6 separate regions of the Mus musculus genome follow, and all the other regions are linked to region 6. The links are chromatin loops, found by intact Hi-C in ENCODE. Cell type or tissue: left cerebral cortex. All regions are shown on one strand.

Region 1 (4,000 bases), 140 kb before region 6:
CATGCCACCCAATGGCAGGGTGTGACAGTGTAGCCCAGCAAAAGGTCACAGGGGGTGCTGAAGGAAGGAGAAAGAAAGCCTAGCCTGCAAGCATGCCTCCTCAGTCTACCCTAATGCTACTAATAGGATACCCTTCATAGCAAACACCCGGAGCCAGAGCCAGATAGGGGAGTTTGGGAGGGTTTCATTATAGAGAGAAAGATGCAGCTGCTGGCTGCATGTGTTTATAAAGACGTTTGCTCACAACCCCGTTCTTGCACAAGATGGAACAACACTGGAGCAAAGCTTTGCTGTCCTCTGCAGGCACCTCATGGGAATGAAGAGGAACGATACTTCTGGCCTAAAAGCATCAGGTGAGGGTGAGCATCAGTAGAGCCCGGGACTGTGGACAAGGCTGGGTGCTGACGGCCACAGCTGCTGCCATAGAAGGCAGCTGTTGAAACGCTAAGAGTTGGATTGGAAACCATGCAGTAGGTTGACAGAGCAGTAGCAGCTTGGAGCTCTGGCTGGGGACGGTACCCGACCCTATATTCTGTACTCTTTGACCCGCCCCCTTAGTATTCTCAGAGCAAAGGTCAAGTAAGGAGTTGCCACACCACATTGTTGCCCTCACAAAATGCGGTACAGGAAGCTGGGCCTTACACTTCAGCAGGAGACTCTGTTTAGACAGAAGGAGGGACTGGCCGTCACTGACGATTAAAGCCTAACTAATTTGGACTAATTGGGGGGAGGTAAGTCTGAATCACTTAGAACTCTGAATTAGACCCTATTTTTAAATGAAATATAGTTTTTTTTTTTCCTTTCAAGCACATACAGTGACTCAAACTAGGGTGCTTTGGTAAATGAATAAGAGTGATAATTACCATCTCGTCTCTTAGGAGGGAAACGCAAGTACTTGAAAATGGTTTTCTTTAACGAAAGGGCAAAAGCAAACATCAGCCCAGCCCCCTCAATTTATCCCAAATTTCAAGTCTGTAGAGGTGCTATTAAAATCAAGTGCAGACTCAGGCAGCCAAAGGTGGGGTGGAAGCTTTCTTTCTTCAGCTCAGTCCTTGGGAACTGAGGCAGGCAAACTTTGGACTGGTCCAGCTTTAGGGAGCGTGGCCGGCTAACCTCCCTGGATTCCTTCAAGCGCTCTGCACTTATTTGCCTTGCAGCTTATCTTTTTAAACATAAGCAGAATCCGTTAAGCTCTCATGTCCTGGTCTTGTCATTTATTACCACCAGGCAGCAACACTGGGTTATGAGGCCAATAAATCATCAGGACGGGAAGTGACTACAGGCTGGATTAATTTCATTATCATCCTTAAGCAGATAGGTGTCTAGTACGAGAGATGTCTCCAGGAAGAGTGATGCTTCATCTCTCCTGACAGGCTGCCTGTGCCCTGCAGACTGCTGTGTGCTTCTGTTTTCTCTGTGGGAATGACCTGTCCTACCTATCCCTATTAAGCATTAAGTGGCCACCACCCCACCCCCTCTTCAGGGTCCCACCCAGCGCCATACAGTTGGGGTGAAGGTGAAGTGTGGCAATAAGGCAGGGGAGGCTCATTGGAGCAAGGCTAATACTCCAGCCAAGAGCACCAAAAAGGAACAGCAATACCAGGACGCCTTTGGACAACCAGACTACCTTGCCACCCAGACCCATGGAGAGGAGATGGCCTAAAGCCCTGAATGCACAGTGGTGTACTAAGACCCCTCTCAGACCTTCCATCCACTTACATCCCTTGGGACTATTGCTGCCCAGGAACCCATCCTGAGAAAACTGGGAATTTTCACACACCCCACCCCCAAGCTAAGGATGCTGGGTTTGACCAGGTCATTCTGGGTCAGGAAACTTAAACTGTAGGGGACTTACGTGGGACAGGGTCATAAGTCTCTCTGTCAAGTCTCCAGAAGTAGTCGCAAGGCCTCACAGGCAAGACAAAATGCAAGATGGGATGCTTCCGGCTCCTAACTCTCCAGGCACCTGCTTAGGAACTTGTCTCGAGTGCAAACAAGATGAAGGTGGAGCCCGGCAAAGCCCTATGTCAACCCTGGTGCTTTGGACATTGATGTAGCTACTCTTCCTCTGACTTCTCCTCTCAGAGAGAGAGAGAGAGAGAGCAACTCCCCCTTCTGAGTGCCACCCTTGACCCCCATACACACACTTCATCTAGAAGGACTACAGTGCCACTTTCTGAGCCCCCTGTGACCACTAGGGACACTCTTCTCTTCTAGACAATGCTGTTCCTCACGGGAAGGTTTCCCACAGTTTCCAATGGGTCTCCCTATTTCCTGTCCATCACAGCCACTTTCTGAGAGAACAAATTTAGGCCCTCTGATGCCCCATACTGTCCTTGAGATATAAACTAAGAAGAAGCCCAAGTGGCGGGTTAAAAGACAGACCCCTGGTCTCAGCCCATCTATACAGTAGGTTAAACAATGGCTGGTCTCTCACAGGACTGCTGCAGGATGGTACTAACCAAAGACCAGAAGAACTGAGTCAACATGCCACCCAGCATGGTCTCAGGCTAGCACAGTTCCTCCTCAGGTTCTGACCAGTCTGAGAGCCATTCTGTCCAACATGCCTGCTCTCTGTTCCCCTGCTAGATAGACATAGCCCAGCACCAGACTCAGCTCAGCTATGGCTTCCATAAAACCCCCTATGGGTCTCCAGTCTGCAGCACTATTGTATCATGAGGTGTCACCTTCCCTTCTTCTCCCTACTGTCCCAGTTCTTAGCACGTAACAGACACTCAAAGATCTGGGCCAATGCTGCTGAATGAATCCCAGGCTCTGTTTTCAGGAACTTGCCCTGGTTCCTGTCTTGTCACATACAGGCCTCTGGCACTTGTTTCTCTTGAGACATCATGAGCACACTTCACTGACTCCATCGCTCACCCAGCGTGTGGGTCAAGAGGTTGAAGGGGGTCAAGGGGCTGAAAGGGACATCACTGAATAGTGCAAACCAACAGGACATTTCGAACTTCCTGAGAACAAGTTCTCTGCACAAGAGGTCACAAGGTCAGCACAGTGGAGAGAGGGGAGGCTGAGGGTTCTACTCTGCTCAGCACTGATAAATTTGACATGCCGGGGAGGGGCATGCATGTATGATAATTCACCCAGTTTTCCTAAGAACACACTGCATAAGACCAGGCAGCCTTGCCAAGGCAAAGTCTCTGATCTAAATGGCAAGATAGAGACTCAGATGGCATGATACTCTATGTCTTATGAGGAGGGGGGCATGTGATAGGGACGCCACGAGAGACAGTAATGCCAGGGCTCATCTGAATGAGCAGAAGAGGAAAGCATCTCTCTTAGAAATAGGCAGCCTGCGAACCACTCAGAAATAGCGAGTCTTTGTTTTGTTTGTAAAGGGCTTTTCTAGTACTTGAGTTACCCAGTGCAGGAAGGACTGTGGGTAAAGGAGGAGTGGGTAAGGCTGTCTTGATCTTACCTCATAGTGGCCAATGGTGTTTAGCTTGGTTATTCCATCTTCAAGAATCACAGAGGAACTGTCAATGTCCAGGAGTTCTTTCTGCCGTGTTCCCACCTGAAGCTCTGAGAAAGGGGAGAGGCATTTGGGTCCCTTCTAAAATCACAGTTAAAAAAAAATATATAGTGCTACCTAGTCGCTCTTACAAGTATTATTAATAATGTTTAATAATAATGTTAATAGCATGAATGAAGTGGTAAAGCTTTGTTGGAAGGCATGGAGATAGCCAGATGGACCAAAAGCTTTGGGCTTGTGTCTGCAGCCAACCATTTCAGACTACTGTTCCTGAAACATGACACCAAATCAAATCTGGAAGTGGAGTCCCTGAAGACAGAATCACCCATCATCTGAAGGATTAAAACCTTTAAAAAAAATCCCTCCAGTATTACCAGTCCATGTGCATGCTCATTCACAGAGCACAATGTGAACACTCTTCTCCATGGCTCCTGAGAATTACTGTTTATGAACACACCAACCCAGCTAGAACACGATGGTCATGATAGTCACAAGGGAACCACAGATGAG
Region 2 (4,000 bases), 730 kb before region 6:
TACTATGTTGCAAGACTTTGTCTCAAACAACAACAACAAAATTCTGTTCTGATCATTTGCTCATTTTAAAATTTTGTTGTTGTTGTGTCTTTTATTTTGAGGTCTTTGATCTGGGTTACTGGAAGTAGAGTTACCAAGGTAGGAAAGACAGAGAAGGCTTGGTAGTCAGGAGTTCTCTTTTGTAGACACAGTTGGGTCTGGAGAGTGACAGCTGAGAGCACTCATCGGCAGTCAGGATAGAAATTGATGCTAGACACAGGAATTCCCTGGGATTTTAATTTTAGCTAGTGTACTGTGTAATTTAAAAGAAGACGACCTTCCGTGCCACACCTTGCTTGCTGCTCTGGAGACCAGGTAAGAATATTCTGTCTGGACTGTTAGGAATTGAGTTCCGATTGGTAAGTTGCATATGACTTGGGGGGGAATCATAAATGCCTGCTCTTCAGGTGTGCTTGGGAATAGTGTGTGTTCCCTGTGGGAATGGGAGTTCTGGCACTGAGCCTATGTCTGTAGAGATGTTGGCTGTCGAGGAGCAAGAAGCTTTTAATCACAGGCCAGCTCCTGCACCTGCTGGATACGACACTCATCTCCCTTGAGTGTGTGCTGTGTCGTCTGGGGAGTAAGGGAGCCCAGCTCCTGGATGGCTGAGTGAGCTGTCAGCTGCATGACCGACTGCAGAGCTCGCAGTGAGGAACCTGTGAGGCTGCCCAGCTGCAGGTGGTGGCTCTGTCCTCCGCTCTGAGTCAGCAGCTGCCACTAAGGCCTGTGACAGTCTTGCAGCTTGCTCAGCAGCTGAGTAATGTCACCTGGGGACAGGTTTTCTTCCGAGGCATTAGTAAATTTTGATAGAATCAGAGATCTTTAGTCATCTTGTCAGTTTCCCTTACTCTTCCCTAATCTTGTGGGGTGGCAAGTTCACTTTATGGATCCTGTCTTTGCTTTGTTCCTTTCAGTCTGCCAGTCGCCGTTATGGCCACTCGGTCCACCCGTGGACCTGCAGAAGGGATGTGTGTGCCAGTGTGGCGGATGTCTTGGAAGGACACTGGGCTGCATGGGCCTTGAAAGGAAAATGTTACTGTCTGTTACCCCGCACAGTACTCTGCTCAAAGACTTTCAACTGCTATTCATCTGAGGCCTACTGCACGTCAGGCACTGGCGCTGTGTCCCTGTGAGAAGGGAAGCACACGTGCCCTCCAGGAGTTTACAGCACCTGATGAGTACAACCTGGCAGAGTCATACAATTCTACAATTCTTTACTAAGATTAAAATGTCTTAGTATTTGTATTAGTTTAAATGCTTATATAGAATAATCTCAAAGTATTACTTAAGTAAATGCTACATATTTTATACCACTTTTATCTCTCCTCACTTTTATCGTTAAATTACCCATCATTCCCTAGCTCTTAGCCTGAGCATAGAGTTGCTGACATAAAGACCAAATGAATCATGAGTAGCTACGTAAAACTTGGCAGGGTTGGAGTATTACTGAGTGTGGAGAAGTGGACTGCTGGGTTATTTCATGCAAGTAGGATAAAGTCATTGTTGTCTCTTGTATCAGTAGAAGTAGATTTACTGTTTTTGATTTGACGTGTTGGAACCCTGACTTGCTTAAAAATTGTAGTTTAATGGCTTGCTTGGATTTTTCTCTGCAGCATATATGCCATGCCTCCACTTGGTGGCACCTTCTGTTCACTTATAGCTAACATGTCTTTTTCCTCAGTGTAGAGCACTCATGTCTCCTTGTATACTGAAATCAATCTCTCTCTCTCTTTCTCGCTCTCTCTCCCTTCCCTTCTCTCTCTCTCTCTCCCTCCCTCCCTTTCTCCCTCCCTCCCTCCCTTCCTCCCGCTCTCACCCACCCTTCTTCCCTCCTGTTGGCCTGTCTTCTAGTTTTTTTGTTTTTATTGTTGTTAAAGAACAAAGCCATAGACAGGTTTGTGTGGAGGAGGTGGGGTAGGCAGAGGAAAGTCAAGAGTGCTTCATTGGATCAAAGCACTGAGTGAGGCTGTTCACAGACATAGAAAAGATGCAGTGGGTGTGGTGGTCCATGTCTGTATGCTCAGTAGTAGGGAAGTGGAAAAAGAAGAAGAATCAGGAGTTAAAGGCTGGCCTGGACTAAATACCACCAGCCTGGGCTGCAGAGTGCCTTGTACCAGGGAGGTGGGGATTATAGAAGACATAAAGATAGTCAGACAGGTGGGCGGGCTGGGAGAAGGAGATGTAAATAGTGGTGGGTGGCTCGGGGTAGAGCATTCGTGTTCCCTGCACAGAGCCCTGGCTTCATTCTGGAACTCCACAAAGACACAAAACAAAGCAAAGCCTGATTGTGAGGTGTGACTGTTAGAGAAACCTTGGTAATCCAGAGGCACACAGTGCAACCAGAAATACACTCTGAATTCCTTGGCTTTTGAACGGACACCCTTAGGATTCCCCTCACCTGGTCCACGGATATAGGTCGGCTTTTTTAGAAAAGGAATATGTTCTTTTTGAGAGATGAGATCATGTTGTGTTGCCTAGTTTGGATCTGAACTGGTAGGTTCATGGGATCCTCCTGCTTCAGCCTCCTGTGTAGCTGCTACCTCTGTCCCCTAAGAATCCCAGTGGAGAGAAGAGATGTTAGTTTACTGTCACATCCTCTGTAGAAGAACATTTGTGGTTATAAATAATAAGCATTTGTATTTGTGACATATGCAAGTGATTTGTGGTTTCCTCCCCCATTCACAGACACTTCCTGCGTCTCAGCAACATTCTGCCTGTTAGTCAGTGTTCCCCTAGCTGGGGGCTGTTGTACAATGGCAATTTGTATTTAAAATTAACATCCCATTTATTGCAGCTGTAAATCTTAAACTGTAGTTCTTCTTAAGCCTCGAGGCTTAGCTCATAAGCAGAATAACAAGATTAGTAAATTGAATACTTTCTGCATAAAAATAAAGAATAATCATTTTCTTTTGTTCCTTGATGAATGTTTGATAAACTCTAATGGAAAGGATTAAATTCTCCTAAACAGTTATATCTATTTACAAATTTAGTTCATTACATTATTTTAAGCATTTTAGTTAGGTTACATCTATAAATTTAATATATTTAATTTTCCCCAATCCTTCAAATGCCCAGGGAATCGTGTGTCAAGTCACTGTTCGGATCACATAGGCAGTTCTTATTACTCAAGCCAGAACTTAAGGGTCATTTCAACTCATCTAAGATCTGCCAACTACTTTTTCCTGCCTTGCTTCCTTTTAAACTATTATTAATGTGTCGCCCTCATCATTAACTGTTCTGTTTTCATACTTGTGTCATTGATAACATGTCCACCCACCGTTTTGTACCCCCTCCCCTGCTCTCTTTTTAAAATTGGGTTCATTATTATTTGTATACAGTGGGGTGCTGTGAGGTAGGGGCTGGGTGAGTGTTACAAGGACTATATGGGACCAGAGAACAAACTGGTGAAGTTGGTTCTCTCCTTCCATCTTTATGTGCATTTTAAGATCCCACTTGGGCCTCAGGCTTTCTGGCAAGGCCTCACCAGCTGAGCCTTCTCTGCAGCCCTGCTGCTTCTCTTTAAACATGGCAAACTGCTACCAGAGACTTCTACTCAAATCCAAGCCACAGGTAACAACAGCCGAAATGGTCTGGTTACATTCTTGACAGCTGCCGCTGCCTGCCTAGTGGGGTATTAGTGGTTGGTTTTGGGTTTTGGTTATTTCCTGTGCTGAGGATTGGATTTAGGGCCTGTGTGTGCCAGTCCAGGACTGTCCCACTGGGGATTAGTCAGCTTCACTCTTGTTCCACTACTGTGCTTTTGTGTTATATTTGGAGGTTTTGCTCATTATTTTGATTGAATTTTCAGAATCAAACCTGGGAGCTTGTGTGTGAGAGACAAGCACTCACGGAGCTCTACCCCAGTCCCCTCTTTTCTTTTTCTGCAATCGCATGCTGGGCCTGTGTTCTTTTCATAGTGAGAAAACAGGTTCCATCTCCTCACTTGGTCCGTAAGGCTCCT
Region 3 (4,000 bases), 230 kb before region 6:
AGTGGGTGATATAGTAAATGTTGTGTCTAAGAAGCCAAGGAGAGAAGGACCTGGAAGTGTATAACCCTCCTTAGCAGCATGCCTCTGATGACCTAAGGACTTCCATAAGAATGTGAAGGAACAGTAGGCAGCCTTTGTGTTCCAGCCATGTGGCATGGGACTGAGCTAAGGACTTTGTACCTCTCAGTACTTCTGCCCTGGAAGGTCCTTTAACACAATTGCTTTTTGGGGACATTTGACATCTAAACTGTAGCTAACATGTTTGTTTCACTGACCACTATCATTTCTTTGAGGATTAGGTGTTCTTTTATTTTTATCTTACTCAACAAAATGTCTGGCATAAAATAGGCACTAAAAATTAATCTGTAGTCTGTGGCTGTGGGCCAGCTCTTCCTGGCTGAAGGTAGATGTATCCCTCAAACTCTTATTATACGTAGACTAGTCAGTACATGTGCTTAGTCATTAATTAAGTACTGCTTGATTACTGTGGTTTTTTTTAAAAAAGTAAACAGTTTCTTTGTTCTGGTTCACCTTTCTATTGAAGTTGACTTTTACCTCATTTATGGCTATACATTTTTAAAAATAGTTTTTGACAATTCTAAAAGATGTTTATGTCAATTTCCGTACAAATATAAATTTTTCATTTTAAAGTTTTCAAACTATGTTGTATAGCTGAGAAAAAATTACATTAGGATTTACTTAAAGAATGTATTTCAGGATACATTAGATCATTGAGTAACATTTTGTGTATTAGCCCTGTGGTGCGAACAGAACAGACTGTAATACACACATCAAAAGTGCTGCTGGCTCATAATTTCCCATGTTATACGTCACAGAGCCTATATACTGAAAAACTTTGAAATGAATTTGAAGTATGATTTTGTTAAGAGTCATCTTTGCATTTTGAATCACAATGATAGATTTATAATTTACTACAAATAAGCTTTTGAAGTTGGCTGGTTACAGTATCTTACCAGAAATTTACCAGTTAAGTCGTCATGCAGTAGAAAGTATGATTGTAAGAAAATAATAATGTAATTCAGTGTTTGGTGGTTGATTGCTAACCACTCAAATACATATCTTCTTCCTTTCCTCTTTCCCTGACTTCCCCTGTTTTTCTCTAAATCATAATTATTGAGCTTGGCATGTTGCCAGGGCTCTGAAGGGTCTGCTCCCAGCTGCACTTCAGGTTCTGGCAAAGTGTCAAAATGTGACATTTATTCTCTTTACAAATCATGGGATGGCTAGCCAACTGCCTGTAGAGTGCCTAGTGCAGAGTTGTCTTTGGGTTTGGAGTAAATTTCGAATTTCTGTTTGTAAGTGAAGCAAATGCCTGATGAGTGTTATCACTAGACTTTTTAATATTTTGAAAAACAACAAAAACAGCATTCACTTTGGGGGAATGAAATATTTAAAGTATTGTTTTGAAATGCTCAAAGGCATAGAGCATGTGCTTTTTAATGAAATGTATTTGGAAGCTTTCCATAAGCATCAGCAGCTGTGCTTTTTGAATGTCTTGAATTGCCACACTTTTGGGCAGACATTGTACTATTCATTGCTTTAAAAAGTTGAATGCCTGTGTAGGAGAAGATGTAATATGTAGGTCTGTAGATATGGGGTCAGTCAAAAGTGGTCATAAGGGTGCGTGTGTGCACTTATATCGTTGTTAGAGTTGTAAAGAAGGGACAAGGAAATGTTTGGTTAAAAGTTGGTGTTCGTAGAACTAATTGCCTTTCAGAGACATTCTGTAGACACTAAATTACTAAGATGCCTTATTTTTTTCTTGTTATGGCTTAAATTATATGCTTATTTTAAAAGGATCTTTTAAAAAATTTTATGTGTACGAATGTTGCCTGCATGTATACAGTGTGGTGCCTGCAGAGGCCAGAAGAGGGCATTGGGTTTCCTGGAGCTGGAGTTGGAAATGATTGTTAGCCATCATGTGAGTGCTGGAAGCTGAATCTGGGTCTTTTGTAAAAACAACTTGCAGTGTGTTATCTTAACTGCTGGACCCTCTCTCCAACTTCTGAATTATGTACTTTAAAAATTTGCATTATGGATATATTTAGTTGGTAAACTTTTTATTATAGATTCCTATGCATGCACGTGTGTCTGTTTTGAGTGTCTAATAAATGGACAGGTATCTGAGTCACTGGTTGAAATTAAAGCTATATGACTAATCAATTTAAAATTATAGTACAGGTTTTGAGAATAACAGCCAGGGCTATATAGAGAAACCCTGTCTCGAAAAACCAAAAAAAAAAAAAAAAAAAAAGAATAGAAAGTTGGTGTTTTAGTGATCTGTGTTAGAACACAGTTCATGAATAAAGCTGTGTGAGGAGATTCTGAAAGCTTGTGGGAAAACTCCAAGTAAACAAGAAAAAAGTCTTGTAACCTCTGTTCCTCGATAACATGGGCTCCTCCCAGGTGTGATAAGGAGGAGTGGGGTTACCCACCATCTTCTCCAGGATTCAGAATGATGCTTCCAACATGAGTTGTTCTTGTGATCGTGTACAGCCTAAACTCATGTGACCTGGCCCATGTGACTGTATACAGCTTGTATACACTGACGTGAACTTTGCTGCTAATGACTTTGTCTAACCCTCAGAATATAAATTGTTAGATGCCTTGACTAAAAATGGCTATTGCATGAGACTTTAGTAGGCTTTACTCTCCCAGGTTCATGAAGTCAACTAGAGTGGTAACAACTTGTACTTGTTATGCAAATTATTCTATTAAAAATACTCCAGATGTTACTCCTTTTTGGTTTTAGAGACCAGACCTACGAAATGAAATTGTTGCCAGAACCCTAGGCGAGAATCTTTTCTTTGCCTCTTTCAGCTTTTATGGCTCCAGACATTCCTTGTTATATGACTAACTTTGTTTCATCTGCAGCCTGAAACTCCCTTGTTCCTTCTCTTAAAGGTACATGATTAGCCAGATGTTGGTGGTGCACACCTGTAATCCCAACACTAGGGATGCAGAAGCAGGCAGATCTCTGAGTTTATGGCCCCCTGGTCTACAAGAGAAACCTTGCCATGAATGAATGAATGAATGAACATGATTATACTTAAGATCTACCTATATAATCTATAAACTAACAAGGGTTAGTTTATCCTGTGTGTATATTTAATTACATGTTCATAGTGTCCAGACATTAGATAACTTTTGGGGAACTAGCATTCAGTTCACTAATAGTCTGGAAGCCACAGTTTCAGAATACAGATGAGAAAAATGAGTTGAGACTAAATTGACATTGAATGAGTGGGTGTACTATTTGTTTACTTCATGGTTTTACCATCTTCATACAGGCTTCTGCTTGTTGTAGGTGTTGAGACTATGTAGTCTTGCCATGGAAGAAGTGAAACGACATGTTATATTTATTAATAATCTAGTATTGAGAAAATTAAATATATTTGGTAGAGTTAGGACTTCATTGAAGAAGTAATCCATCAGTGAACTTTTGTAGTTTCTCGTTTTGAGAGAGTCTCAGCATTGCTTAGGCTGCTTCCCAGCCTGGATTCATGGGGATGGTGATGCTCTGCCTCAGCCGCCTGCATGCTGGGATCACTGATGTACTTTACTGCTTTTACAGTGAATGCACCAGATCATACAGAGAGTGGTGAGAAAGGCTTTCATGGAAATGAAGTTAGTATTTGCAAATGAATGGGAAATACATGCTTATGTAAGTCATTAATGGACTGAATTAAATTTGGGCTTTTACATCCTAAAATATACTTAGCTAGTGCTCATTTTACCATTTATTTTTACTTTGTTCTTAAAACAAAGATCCTTTCATGATTTAAAAGATTTATGATAGGCTATTAAATATGTAAAAAAAAGTACTTAAGGGAACTTCAGATTAAAACTACAATGGAATAATACTTTATACTCCCTAAAATGGCTAAAATTAGATTTGTAGCCCCAACTGTTGGCAAAAATGTAAGGAAGTAGAACTTGCTCTCATATGCTGTTGGTTGACTAGAAATGGCACAGCTAC
Region 4 (4,000 bases), 260 kb before region 6:
TCATATTTGCCATCATATATGCATTCATATTCTGTACACTGTGATCTGTATTTTGCTTTTTCTTTTGGACAAATATGACCCAGATTCCATGGACATATGCAATCGAATGTTTTAATGGGTCAAGAGTATTCTATTGTATACACACACCATAATTGTCTTCTGTTCTAGTGCTATTATACATCATGAGTATGTAATAGAAACATGAGAGTCAACAATATCCTTAGGAATCCTTTTTTTTTTTCCTTTAAGTGCGACAGAGGACAATGCTTATATTAAGTCAGGTGTACAATTATCGCCCTCACACTAGTGGTCACAAAGGAATTGTATTTCCACAGTCCTGTTAATACTGGTCAGCAAAAGATCTGTTTGGAAGGTGGATACCTTTTCATTTGTTAATTGGGTATTTTTCTTGGAGAATGTCATATTTGGACAATTTTCTCTTTTTGTCAAAGTCTTACTTATATGCCCAAGATGACCTCAAACTCCTATCCCAGTGACTAGAGTGCTGGGATTACAAACACGTGCCACCTCTCTGTCAATTTTTATTATTTAGGTGTTGAAATTTATAAGTGATTTTTCTAAGAGCTGTATGTTGGGAATATTTTTCCTTTGCAAATGTTATGAATATATTTTTCTATGGTTCTTTTTTCAATTTTTGAGGATGCATTACAACTTTTGTTATTGTAGTTTATTTCATACTTGGATAAGGCCTTTCTAATCACAAGGTGTACTGGCTAGTTTTGTGTCAACTTGACACAGCTGGAGTTATCACAGAGAAAGGAGCTTCAGTTGGGGAAGTGCCTCCACAGAGATCCAGCTGTAAGGCATTTTCTCAATTAGTGATCAAGGGGTAGGTCCCCTTGTGGGTGGTGCCATTTCTGGGCTGGTACTCTTGGTTCTATCAGAGAGCAGGCTGAGCAAGCCAGTAAGGAACATCCCTCCATGGCCTCTGCATCAGCTCCTGCTTCCTGACCTGCTTGAGTTCCAGTCCTGGCTTCATTGGTGATGAACAGCAGGGTGGAAGTGTAAGCTGACTAAACCCTTTCCTCCCCAACTTGCTTCTTGGTCGTGATGTTTTGTCCAGGAATAGAAACCCTCACTAAGACAAATGGTTATTAATATATACACCTTGATTTTCTATTTAAAAATATTGCTATTTATACTAATCTGTGTCTTTATGTGAGTTGGTGCAGATGTTCTCAGAGGCCAAAGGCATCAGATCCTGAGAGCTGTAGTTACAGGCCAATTTGAGCAGCAGGACCTGGCTTCAGGGACCTTAATATGGGTCCTTTGGGAAAGCAGCAAGCACTTCTAAACACTGAGACATCTCACCACTGCGGATTTTCTCCTATTTTTAACGGTTTAAATGTTCATCTAGCATTTACTCTTCTCTGAGAAATAAAGTTTTTCTTCAGTTGTTAGTCATCTCTCCAGTCTTCTCCTCACTTTCCAGTGATTCTATTTTATTTAATTTATTTTATTTTTTTAACGGATATTTCCACTGGTTACAAATGATTTGATTTGATTTCAGGATCTGGGGAATCCGTAACGCCTAATTGAATTTACAGAACTAGGGATTAAGATAATCTATAAAAATGCTGCGGCACTTGATATAGGACTGTTCAGCAAATTGTTACTGTCAATGTCTCTCACACACACAGGACTTCTGCTTTCTCTATTCTGATCGTGAATGTGTCTCCCACATACCTCCTTTATATAACCTACCCATAATAGTATGCACCCTCATTTCTAGAAAAAATGGTGACAGCTCAGTTACCACTCTACCCAGAGCCCGGATCTAGTCATCTCCTGCATGTTCATGAGAGGTGAAGATAAGCTGTGCTTCATAATGCACTGTGGCGATCCAAGGCCACAGTATGGAGGCACTCAGCAAGCATGGGTATAGACGGGATGCATGTTTCTCCCATCGCCCACCCTGAAACGCGAAAAGCCTAATTTACCTTAGCTTTTAGGTCACAAATATTATCAAAGCTGTCACCAAGTGTCAATTTAGTTTGCAGCCTGGAGACCAGGAGCCCACCCTGTTATATTACCCCTAAGAGCAGGCGGGCCTACAGGATGGGCCTGGGGCAGGAAGGAGGTCCTGACCTGACTTCCCTGGTGGCAAGCTGGGGGCGACTCCGCACTCACAGGCTGACTGGGTGCCAGAGCCCGGAAAATCCGCCCAGCAGGCACGATGACAAGGCGGGCGGGAACAGAGGTGGCGGCGAAGAGCACCGTCCAAGCCCTCCGAGAAGGAAGTGTGACAAGGGCACAGAGTCCCTCAGCCCACCGGGAGTCGGGCGTGAGGTGACATCTGCCGTTCCCCGGGCTCGCGGGCTTCGGTGCGGCCCACAGGGACGTCCCAGAGTGGCATCCTCACTTTTTTTTTTCCCCCACAGCGGCAACAGCTACCCGCGTAACCGTCAGCCCGCTCCTCTCACCAACGGCTCGGACCTTGGGCGGCGCGCGGTGCTGATGACGTAGGACGGGGAGGCGGGACTTCCTGCCTCGCGCCTCGCCGGGGCTCGGGACGCGCGCGGTCCGCTCGGGAGTGGCGGACGGCGGGCTGAGGGGGCGGCGTGTCGGCCGAGGAGGGCGGGCCGCGGAGGAGGAGCCGGCCTTGCAGCCGCCGCCCTCTCAGCCCTCCGAGTTTCCCGGGCTACCTCAACCTTTCCCGAGGCGTGGGTGCCCTCGCGGACCGTCCGGCTCCTCGGTTCGCCTCCAGCCCCGCGGCGGCAGCGGCCGCTTGGACCGCTCCGGGCCCCACACCCCAGCCGGTGGGACCGTCCCGAGCCCTCGGCCCCAATGCCTGGGAGAGCAGAGCGGAGTGGGTGGCGGTGGTTGGAGCTGTGCCGGGGGCTCCCGGTGGCGAGCGCGGCTGCTGTGCTGGGGCGAGCAGCGGGGACCGTGTGTGAGTTTGGTAAGTCACCTCTCTTCTTTTTAGGCGTGCTGGGCGTCTGCTTGGAAGCCTGCGGCACTCCGCGCCCGCCCTTGGACCCGGGTTTTGTTTCCTGGTGAAGCAGTGTTAGCCGGTGTTAGGAAGGCAGGCCCTGAGATGAGTTCTGGATGCAAGGTTTTTCTTTTCTTTTTCTTTTTTAAAGCACGTGAAACTCCTTTCGGGGCTCTTTGGTGCACTGCGGCACGGTAGCCAGCGGAGTCATGGGGTTAGTGTAAAGCACCTCTAGGTTAATTGGTGGGGGAAAAGCCACGCTGTCATCATTTTCCTTGTCCTTAAAGGTAGTCATAGCAGTGAGGTTTGCGGATGTTGCTGAGGTAAGGTCTGAACTGTGGGAAGTGTATTTTGGGCTTGGTACTTTGGCAAGTTCTTAGTCCAGTTTCTGACTATGATAAAAAGACTCTTGGCTTTTTAAAAATGCCCTAGAGGGCATTTAAGTGTCTTTAAGTCTTTGCTTACCTTCTAATTATCAGACCACTTTCTTCTCGAACATGTTGAGGATCAGGCTAAATTTGTTCTGATGATTTTTTTTTAAATATGTAGTGAATTCATAATATGTTCAGGCTGTTAGTATAAAGTACTAAACTGAGATTTAAAGTACCGAGTAGGTTGTTAAAGCCGTGCTTCTGTTACCAAGCAACATCACCGTAAACAAGTCTAATATTCAACTAGAACATAAGTAAATGTGGCCTGTTAATCTGAGTTTGGAGCGAGTTGGAGCTCTTCAGATTTATGCTTTTAGTTTATAGGTGGCTACATTTGTTGCCTTTTGTAGTCAGATTTCAAATAAATTTTATCTAGAATTATTAGAACACTTTGATTGTTTTTGTTGTCACACAAGACTATGGAGAGTTGTAAATGGATTTGAGTTCTTTTTGGTTGTTACATATTCCGGAGTATGCTGGGTATTTCTCTTTGAGTATTTCTTTTCTAATGAGATAAAGTATGCAATCTGTATTTAATAATATTCTTAAATAAAAAGATTATAGCAATTTAGAGTTACATACATTTGAGAGATTGTGAAACAGTACAAGTTTTTAA
Region 5 (4,000 bases), 120 kb before region 6:
TGCTCATCAGTAGGCTGGTGCCTAAGAGCAGTTCACGGAGGTAGAGTTATAACCTTGTTTACGTGCCCGTTTAATTGCAAACCAAAAATAAGCGACATTAAGAAAAAAAAAAGTGCTTCACACTTAGTCTTGGCAACAGGGACTCATGCAAGAATGTTTTAAACATTTGCTGTGGAGGGTGGCCTGTCAGTGTTCAACTGCTTTTAGCGATGGAGGTGGCCTCCACTTCAGCTGTTGTCCTGCCCATGTGCCAGCCCTTGGCCCTTATCATTCAGACACCTCTTGCACGGTTCACAGGTCAGATGGGCAGTATTCCCTTCCCTGAACCTCTAAGGCTGGTCCCAGGGTCCCTGTCTCCAGCCCTCTCCTGTGAACACGTCCCACTGAATTGGGGGAGGGGGTTTTGATGGCCCAGATTTGAAGCCACTATGTTCAAAGGGACATTGGGTAGTTCAGGTATAGGCTGTGTTCTGCTTCCTGCCATCGGCTGAGGCATGCAGCCCTGGGGCAGTTTCGGTTCCCCCTAAACAATGAGGTTTCCAGGATCCATGGACACTAGGCCTGGTGGGGGAAAGGGGAGGGCTCCTCCCAAGCCAGAGTGCCTTAGTAAAGATGAAACAGTAGTTACATGGCTCCAATTGGAGCCCCCATGTTACCAAGTTCATCTGCAGAGCTAACTAATTCAGCTTCGAAAGGAGCATCCCTCTGGCTCTCTGTCTGATTTCCTGTGAACAGGAGGGTTACCGACAACCCTTTGGGGCCTCCCCTAACCTCTCCGCTCACCCCTGTCTCTGCCTTTGTACTTCCTCCAAGCACAGGTCCCTCCCTTGGTCTCCTGCCACCCTCTACCTCTCCTGGTCCACTTCCTCCCTGCCTCTCTTTGCTTCTCTCCCCTCTGCTGACAACTCCCCAAGTAGCGAGTAGCCTCTTCCTGATGCGGGACAGTAGCGAGTAGCCTCTTCCTGATGCGGGACAGAGAGGGGGATGTTCAGAAGTTTCCAAGGTGGGGCAAGGGGGACCAGTACCTGACATTTCGTTCTCATACGAAACTTCCTTTATTTCATGGTTCATTATCTCACCGAGATCTGCTTTCCGTCCACCCCCTTGGGAAAGGGCCTGACCACAAACCTAAGAACCTCACTTCTGCCTTTCTTACACATGGCAGAGACACACCAAGGGCCCTTGTGTGGGGACTGGGTTGGCCACATTGGTTGACGCAGAGGCCAGCCAGGACCCCCAGGGCTGGGCAGAGGAACAGCCACTGGCTCAAGGGCTCTCTAGTTAGGATTTTCCAGCATTCCCCAAATGGAGCTGGTGACATATGGCTTCACACTGCCCCTCGGGCCCTCAGTTCTAGCCCTATCGAGTCACCTCCAGCATCTTTTAAGGATCTCCCTAAGAACTTAGGTGCCTGTCCCCTACCCTGTGCCACATAGATACCTACTCAACCTAGATTTCGGTAGCAGAGGCAGGTTGAAAAACCTTTCTAGAGACACTGACTAGCCTAGGAAACCACCAGGCCACAAGATTTCTTTGTCGTCAACTAACACAAGGAATTGTATGTCTCATCTGTTGGGGGACATGTCTTCTCTCTTTAGATGACAGACCAGAGCTGACTATCAGCTCATTCAGAGGCTGGCACCATCCTCGCTACCCTCGGACCTACAGAATCACATCTATTCTGTCTGTCTTGAGCCCCCATAGGCAAAACAGCCATAAATGTACTTACCTCTGCAGACCATTAAGGGTTAAATGAGAAAAGATAATCCAAGCTCTTGGCCTGATGTCTGATGTATAGCCAACAGCAGTGCTTAATAGATGTCAACTGTCATATCTGTCCCTACCAGGCCTTGGAGTCTGGGAAGGGAGCTCACCTGAAGGTTGCTACCTGCTTAGCATCAATGAGCAGGGCAAGAGGAGGCCCCCCAAGCCCCTTGATAACTGGAGGGATTCTTCCACTGAAAGTGAAAGTCCCGCCCAGGACTGGCTGGCTGCCACTTCCTCTTGGGCACCGTGCCGCTCTCCCCCCTCACCACCGAGTGTTCCACACACTCTTGAATCAGCACAGAGAAGAAATCTTGACCCAGAATGCTTTGCTCAAGGGGGCCGCTTGGGCTTGGAGCCCAGATTTTTCTGAACACTTCTCCCCTTTCATGCCTAAAAGCAGCTCCTGCGAGTTCCTGGTAGGGAAGAGCTGGGAGTGAATTTCAAACCAGTAGACTTACCAGTGAATGGACACCAAGCCAGAAACACACAAGCAACAAAATGATACAGTGTCCACAGTGAACACGCTAACCCGGGGGACTCAGGCAGCTGGGTGGGTTGGGGCGCTGGGGAATGGACGCAGATAGCAAGCAAGCTTACTGGTTTTAAACAAAACCTCAGGGTGCGTGTTTGCTTTCTGTTTCCTCTGAGCATTGTACACATTAGCCACAGAGTTTTTAGAGAAGAGACTGGTGGATGCCATTCTAGGGCTTTTGGCTTAGGGTCAGCTGAGGATTAAGACCTGGGAACCTGGGAGAGGGTCTAGCACCTGTGTTCAGCAGTGGCCACCCACCCAGCCTCAGGGAGGCCCAAAGGCAGCTCTCTCCAGAAATAACCACTTGACACATCCCCAGAGCAGATGATATATACCAAGTAAACAGAAAAGGAGGCAGATTTCATTAATCTTAATAAACGGCCATTGCCTTGGGAGTGGGAAAAGTCAGTTAAAAAAATTTTTTTTAAATGTTGCGTATCTACTCTTAAGATTGCATTAAACATTAAACTAGGCACAGTCTAATTTAAAGTGCTGCTTGTGGATCTCAGCTTAAGCAGCCCTGTTAAAACCTGTGGCATAGCAGTGTATCTTATTCAGGGTTTAATTAGATTTTGAAGCAAGCTGCAAATACACAATTATGCCGTTTTGCTGGAATCTGGACGGCTGGTGAAGTTAAAGATGGATAAGAACCTCCCTCCATCCCAGGGCCTCAGAGCGATGAACAAAGACCATGTTCAACAGAAACACCCTGATTTTCATTTTAATATTTTATAATAATGGCCAATATTTATGGGGTTCTTACTCAGTGCCGAGCAAATGGTGTACTCCTGCTCATCTGGGCTTCAAAACAGCCCAATGATATTCATCTTTTGTTAACTCCACAGGTAACATGCCAAGAAGCGATGGAGCCGTCTTAACTCCAGACCCAGCCCTGGGCTCCAATGCTCATAGAAAGTTTGGACTCTGAAAGATTTGAAGGTTCAATGAAATTCAACCATATGCCATAGTCACTTCAAGAAAGTGAACTCGGAGGACAGAAGGCTCTTTGGGGATTTGCTTTACTGCTGAACACCTGGGAAGAAGGGACCGTCATTAGCTGCCAGTGTGCCAGTGAGTAATGAGTATTTCCAACATGTTTTAAAGGACTCAAGAACAGTTTGTGCTCATCAGCGTTTTAAACAGTCTCAGGTCTCGGGACGTTTTCCTACATAGGCTAGCAGAATCAAGGGTGTTAACTAAGATAAGAAGATGAGCTCGCATATAAGAATCTTACCCAAGAGAGCCCTACGTGAATTATATGTACCCTAGGGACTACTAACAGCAGCAACAAACAAAGAAAATAAACAAACAAGACCCGCACAATTGTTATTTTCCATTCAATCTGGAAGACCCACGATCAAGTTCAATTAAACGCTGACTGCACAGAGCATTCTGGACTTAGCTCCACAAAGACACCAGTGTGGGCTAAAAATAATTGCCTATTGTCTTACCTCTGACACTGCAGAGCCCTGTGACACTTACCCGGAGGAAACCGGAGAGACAGACAGACATCCAGTTCGTCAGGAGCTTCTCCACCACAGACTCCGTGCGCCTCAGCATCAGCTTTGGTTGCATATTACTGCACTGCTCCATCAGGTCCCTGGTCAGCACCTCCAGGATGCTGGTCAGGTAGACCAGTTTGGTTTGCAGAGCAATGGTTAGGAAGGAGGCGAAGAGACACCTGTTTAAAAATAGAGCCTG
Region 6 (4,000 bases):
GAAGTACACAAAGCCTCCGTAATCCCCATCAGCGAGACCCTCTTGAACTGTCGCTTCATTTTCCGGTCAAAGAACTGTCAATCTCGAGATTTCAAGCTGTGGCTGCCCTGTGAGCCCTGAGGGGAAGACCTGTGTCTTTTGCCTGGTTTAGGCACAGCTCAAGGGTGGTGCCAGAGAGCCCCGCAATCTAGTCTGGAAATCTGCAGCCCAGAAACTGCCTGGAGCACCCCAACACTTTCCAAACCGCCCCCCCCCCCACACACACACCCGGTTCTCCTTTTCAGGGCGAGGCTTTGTACACCATAAGCTGCCTCCTAGGGTTCTCTCCACCAGGTTGAGACCACAGCCACCCTTGGCTAGCCACAGCCCCGCCCCCTCGCGCTGGTTCAGGCTGGGCGGTCTGCGAGCGGCTTTTGCACCATAGCATTTATTTACCAGTGCGGAGCAGGCCACAACTCTACAGACCACATCACATAGGTTGCAGCCAGAGATTGGAAGGTGGGGTGGGTGGAGGGGGGGGGCACAAAGGCCGGGGTGTGGCGGCGAGTCTTTTAGGTTCGATAGCTTTTTCTGTAAGGGCATTAGTAACTGTTAGCTCAAAGGGTCAAGCCCACATGTCCACTGAGACTCTGGTCTGGAGAAGCGGTTAGGAACAGAGGATAGCCCGGGCCCGGGGGGTTGGGGGGAGCTCAGTCCTAAACAAGCGCCCGCATTTGTACTAAAAAGATGAGAGGCAGCCACTAGAGTTTTGAACCTCCCTCCAATCCTCCCCGCTACCCCGTCACCCTTTCTACACGCTCCCTTTGGGGACCCCAGACTGTGCTTTAGAGTAGCCTGCAATCTCGGCCAGTCGGTGGTGTAGTGAACCTGAGACTTGGTAAGTGTCACCCAAGACTCCATCTGAACCCCGGGGGCTGGACTTACGCAGTTGTGCTCAGTCGCTTGAAAGTCCCAGCTGCAGCTCCTGGCGTGCGCCTGGATCTCACTCATCCTGAAGAGGCAGAGAGCCGTGGTGGCGGGGGAGCGCCTCTCCTGGCCCTCTCCAGTGGCCGCGCTGAACACGCCGGCCCAGATGTCCACAGCCTCCACCAGGCTGGAGGAAAGCAGTAGGCGGCGGCCCTCAGGGTGGCCGTGGTCGCAGTCGAGGGCAGCCTGGCCCTGGAACAGCACCTCTGTGCTCTGCGCGATGCGCGCCATGCTGGGCCAGCCGGTGGCAGCGCCACTCGTGTAGTTGTAGGGATAGTAGGGGAAGTAGACACTGCCGTTCCAGAGAAAGGCGTCCACGAAGTGCAGGCTGCCCGCACTACCGCGCAGTTTCAGGCGGCCCAGCTCCTGCGTGGCCAGACTGCGCCCCTCCGTGTTCTTGAGCGCGATAGCCGTGTCGCGATCGGATGCTGCGGGGTTGCAGCGGTTCGCGGTCTCCGGCTCCGGCAGCACATAGGTGGCGGCCACCGCCAGGTACCAGAGGTCGGTGCCACTCGCGCGGTACACCACACCAGCCGTCGAACCCTGCGGGTGACATGACACCACCTCGGTGCCGTTGCGCAGGGAGCTGCGGTTCAGGTTGCCCAGGGGCCGCACCTCGCAGGCGCCCCGGTCGAAGGTCCAGCCGGTGAGCAGCAGCCCCTCGAGGCCGGTCGCCCCCTCGCGGTAGGGCAGCAGTAGCTTGCTGAAGCTGCTCCCGGGCCGGGGCCGCGCGGGGGGCGCCAACGAGACGGGCTCCGTGCAGTTGCCCGCTTGGTCCCGGTATAGGCGAGAGAGCCTGTTCTTCAGGCTGTAGTCCAGCTGGTCCAGGCAGCTGCCGCTCGCCACGAACACGCCGTCCGCCCGGCTCGCCGCGATGGCTCCGATGGCTTGCTCAGATCGCCACACCGGCTCGTCCGCGCCCCGGGCGGGCGCTGCCAGCGCCAGCAGATAGGCGATCAGGGGCAACGGTGCGGCGGGGTACGGGGGGCGCGGCGGCGTCTTCCTCCGGGAGACCTCCATGGGGCTAGGGGGGCCGCCCCCGGGCAGGGCGCGCGGCAGCTCGGGCAGCTCAGGCGCGCGGCGACGGAGACGCGGGCGGCGGTGGCGGCGGCGGCGGCTCCTGCGCGCGCTCGGGCTCCCGCGGCCGCCCCATCCCCGCGGCTCGGCCGGGAAGGAGTGCAGGGAGGACGGCGCGCGGCGGGCTCGCTCCGGCAGCCTGTGCCGCGGCGGCAAGCCCTGCGCGCTCCGGAGACGCTTCCTCCTCGTCCGCCTTCGCCGGAGAGTTCCTCTGTGCGGCGCGGGCGCTCGCGGGGAGGCGCGGAGGGGAAGGGAGGGGACGGGCGGAGGGGAGCGAGGCGGGCGGGGAGGGCTGGAGAGGTTGGGTGCGCTTGTGCGTTTCACTTTCCCATTGTGAAAGTGGGATGCAACTGGCCCCTTCCTCATCCTCTTCCTCCTCCGCCCTCCGCCTCTCGCCCGCCCTCCCTCCACGCCCATCTCCCCTCCCTTCTTGATTCGGTGAGATCGGGAGGAGGGAGGTCTCGTAATTTGGGTTACTGTGTAGGTGGCCTCTTTCATCTATTCATAACAAAGCTGAGCCGCCTGCCGCGGCCGCCGCGGCTGCCACCATCGCCCCTTGCTCGCCCCGGGTTCCCCCGGCGCCGGAACCGCGCACCGAGCTGGCTCCCGCGCTCCCCAGCCCGCGGGGCTGCTCCAACGCCCGGGTTTTGTTTACGAGAGCAGCCCCGGGCAAACGCGAGGCTCGCGGAGCCAGGACCCAGGGTCGAACGGGTTGCGGCGGAGGCCCAGGGCTTGAGCCCCTGGGAGGCTGCCAGGGCGGCTGACAGGTGTGGAGCGGCGGGAGGGGGGCCTGAGAGATGCGCCAGGGGGCTGGGGCCAAGCGGGAGGCGGCTGAGGGGGACCAAGACGCCCCTGTGACCGGGGGTGGGTTTCCCTCGGTCAGAGTGAGGTAGGAGAAAGGCGCCACACTCTCGTTGTGGACAATCCCTCGGGCCAGAGCTCTCATATTTGAAAAGGCTCCCTGGTCTCCCTTGGCAACGGAGTCCCAGGCTCTCAGATATAGCACTTAGAAAGTTCTGCTCACTATCTAACCCTAGTGACAAAAGCTAACATTTATTGAGAACTTGCTCCGTTCTGGGCATAGTTCTAAATGCACCATGTAGATTTTGATTCACTTGATGCTTGGGACAAACAGTATTAATTAGTGACTTGTATCAACCCTACTCGGCTTTTGAGAAAGGTCTTGGAGAAGCTATGGAACCTGCCCGGGTACAGCTGTTAGCAAATAGCACAGCAGAGATTCGAATCCACACCTCACACCGGAGCCTCTTACAGGTTTCTTGCTAGTCCAGTGCCACCTGTGGCCACTAAACTACACTCCCCAGAGAATAAAGGCAAAGGTACATTGGGCTCAGCAGCCAGGGCTCGCATCTCAAGAGTCCGGAGCTCTCTTATGTTTCTAGAGGGGCTCCCTCCACCACTTCATCCAGGTAGCAACTGTCAGCTGGGGTGCTCCCCCCTTCCCCCACCTCGCAAGCCACCGAGAATTTCTGGAACAGAAAGATCACTGTGCTCTGGGGAGCAGGCAAGCTCATGTTTTCTCAGAAGTGGGCTTCCCAGAGGCAAGCCTTGGTGCCTTCAACTCTGTGGTGAATGGAGAGGGAGCTAAAGACCCGTATGGGTCCTTAAGAAATGATCTGCATTCTTCCTAGATCTTCCTAGGACTGCAACTGGTTGCTGTGTGATCTTCTCTTCTTAGCTCCAAGTCAGCCAAGCTCTGGATAGGAATCTGTATTGTTTTTTAAGGGGGCTCTGAATGAGCTTCCTCACAGGTCACCTGCTGCAGGTTTTACACTTCCACAGAACTGCTTAGATCTGTTCCTCCCGCTGCTGAGATGGGAGCTTCGAAAGGCAGAAGGGAGGAGAAGGAACTGGGCAAGAAGCTTGAAAGTCTAATCTAGATGTACAGTACAGTATTAGGGGGTGGGTGTAGCTCAGCCAGGCCTTGACTTCCATT

The links. Hi-C counts contacts between places; a loop is a spot of excess contacts. Peaks named below come from ENCODE experiments on the same cell type or tissue, not always from the same donor. Only the 100,000 strongest peaks of a DNase experiment are listed, where the experiment ranks them.
Region 1: it touches region 6 in a loop (2.3-fold over the local background); 4 of 42 quality-filtered maps call a loop at or near these places.
Region 2: it touches region 6 in a loop (4-fold over the local background); 3 of 42 quality-filtered maps call a loop at or near these places.
Region 3: it touches region 6 in a loop (3.0-fold over the local background); 13 of 42 quality-filtered maps call a loop at or near these places.
Region 4: a loop joins it to region 6, with 8 times the contacts of the local background. A loop is called at or near these places in 14 of 42 quality-filtered maps.
Region 5: a loop joins it to region 6, with 2.6 times the contacts of the local background. A loop is called at or near these places in 12 of 42 quality-filtered maps.

Annotation. Positions count from the first base shown.
Region 1 is chr10:94,807,229-94,811,228 of GRCm38, forward strand. Plxnc1 (plexin C1) reads right to left here. Exons shown (of 31, transcript NM_018797.3): 23 at 3,437-3,540. Among named protein-coding and RNA genes, the nearest start is that of Cep83, 120 kb to the left of the region's middle. In left cerebral cortex, CTCF peaks have their summits at 314 and 2,184; no DNase peak of the experiment used is centred here.
Region 2 is chr10:94,209,225-94,213,224 of GRCm38, forward strand. The region is part of intron 3 of Ndufa12 (NADH:ubiquinone oxidoreductase subunit A12); the gene reads left to right. Among named protein-coding and RNA genes, the nearest start is that of Ndufa12, 12 kb to the left of the region's middle. In left cerebral cortex, a CTCF peak has its summit at 1,660; DNase peaks (open chromatin) are centred at 669, 1,668 and 2,187.
Region 3 is chr10:94,708,627-94,712,626 of GRCm38, forward strand. All of the region lies in intron 1 of Cep83 (centrosomal protein 83), which reads left to right. Among named protein-coding and RNA genes, the nearest start is that of Cep83, 22 kb to the left of the region's middle. In left cerebral cortex, a CTCF peak has its summit at 1,879 (motif pointing right); a DNase peak (open chromatin) is centred at 1,325.
Region 4 is chr10:94,686,124-94,690,123 of GRCm38, forward strand. Cep83 (centrosomal protein 83) reads left to right here and starts at 2,667. Exons shown (of 16, transcript NM_029852.2): 1 at 2,667-2,923. Cep83os (centrosomal protein 83, opposite strand) reads right to left here and starts at 2,490. Exons shown (of 3, transcript NR_015524.1): 1 at 2,110-2,490. In left cerebral cortex, no CTCF peak of the experiment used is centred here; DNase peaks (open chromatin) are centred at 931, 1,354, 1,808, 2,217 and 2 more places; H3K4me3 peaks cover 2,594 bases; H3K27ac peaks cover 2,140 bases.
Region 5 is chr10:94,827,562-94,831,561 of GRCm38, forward strand. It overlaps Plxnc1 (plexin C1), which reads right to left. Exons shown (of 31, transcript NM_018797.3): 20 at 3,782-3,980. Among named protein-coding and RNA genes, the nearest start is that of Plxnc1, 120 kb to the right of the region's middle. In left cerebral cortex, no CTCF peak of the experiment used is centred here; DNase peaks (open chromatin) are centred at 257, 467 and 2,058; H3K27ac peaks cover 1,400 bases.
Region 6 is chr10:94,942,593-94,946,592 of GRCm38, forward strand. Plxnc1 (plexin C1) reads right to left here and starts at 2,253. Exons shown (of 31, transcript NM_018797.3): 1 at 925-2,253. The coding sequence starts at 1,986. In left cerebral cortex, a CTCF peak has its summit at 1,645 (motif pointing left); DNase peaks (open chromatin) are centred at 276, 1,023, 1,263, 1,674 and 2 more places; H3K4me3 peaks cover 3,264 bases; H3K27ac peaks cover 2,330 bases.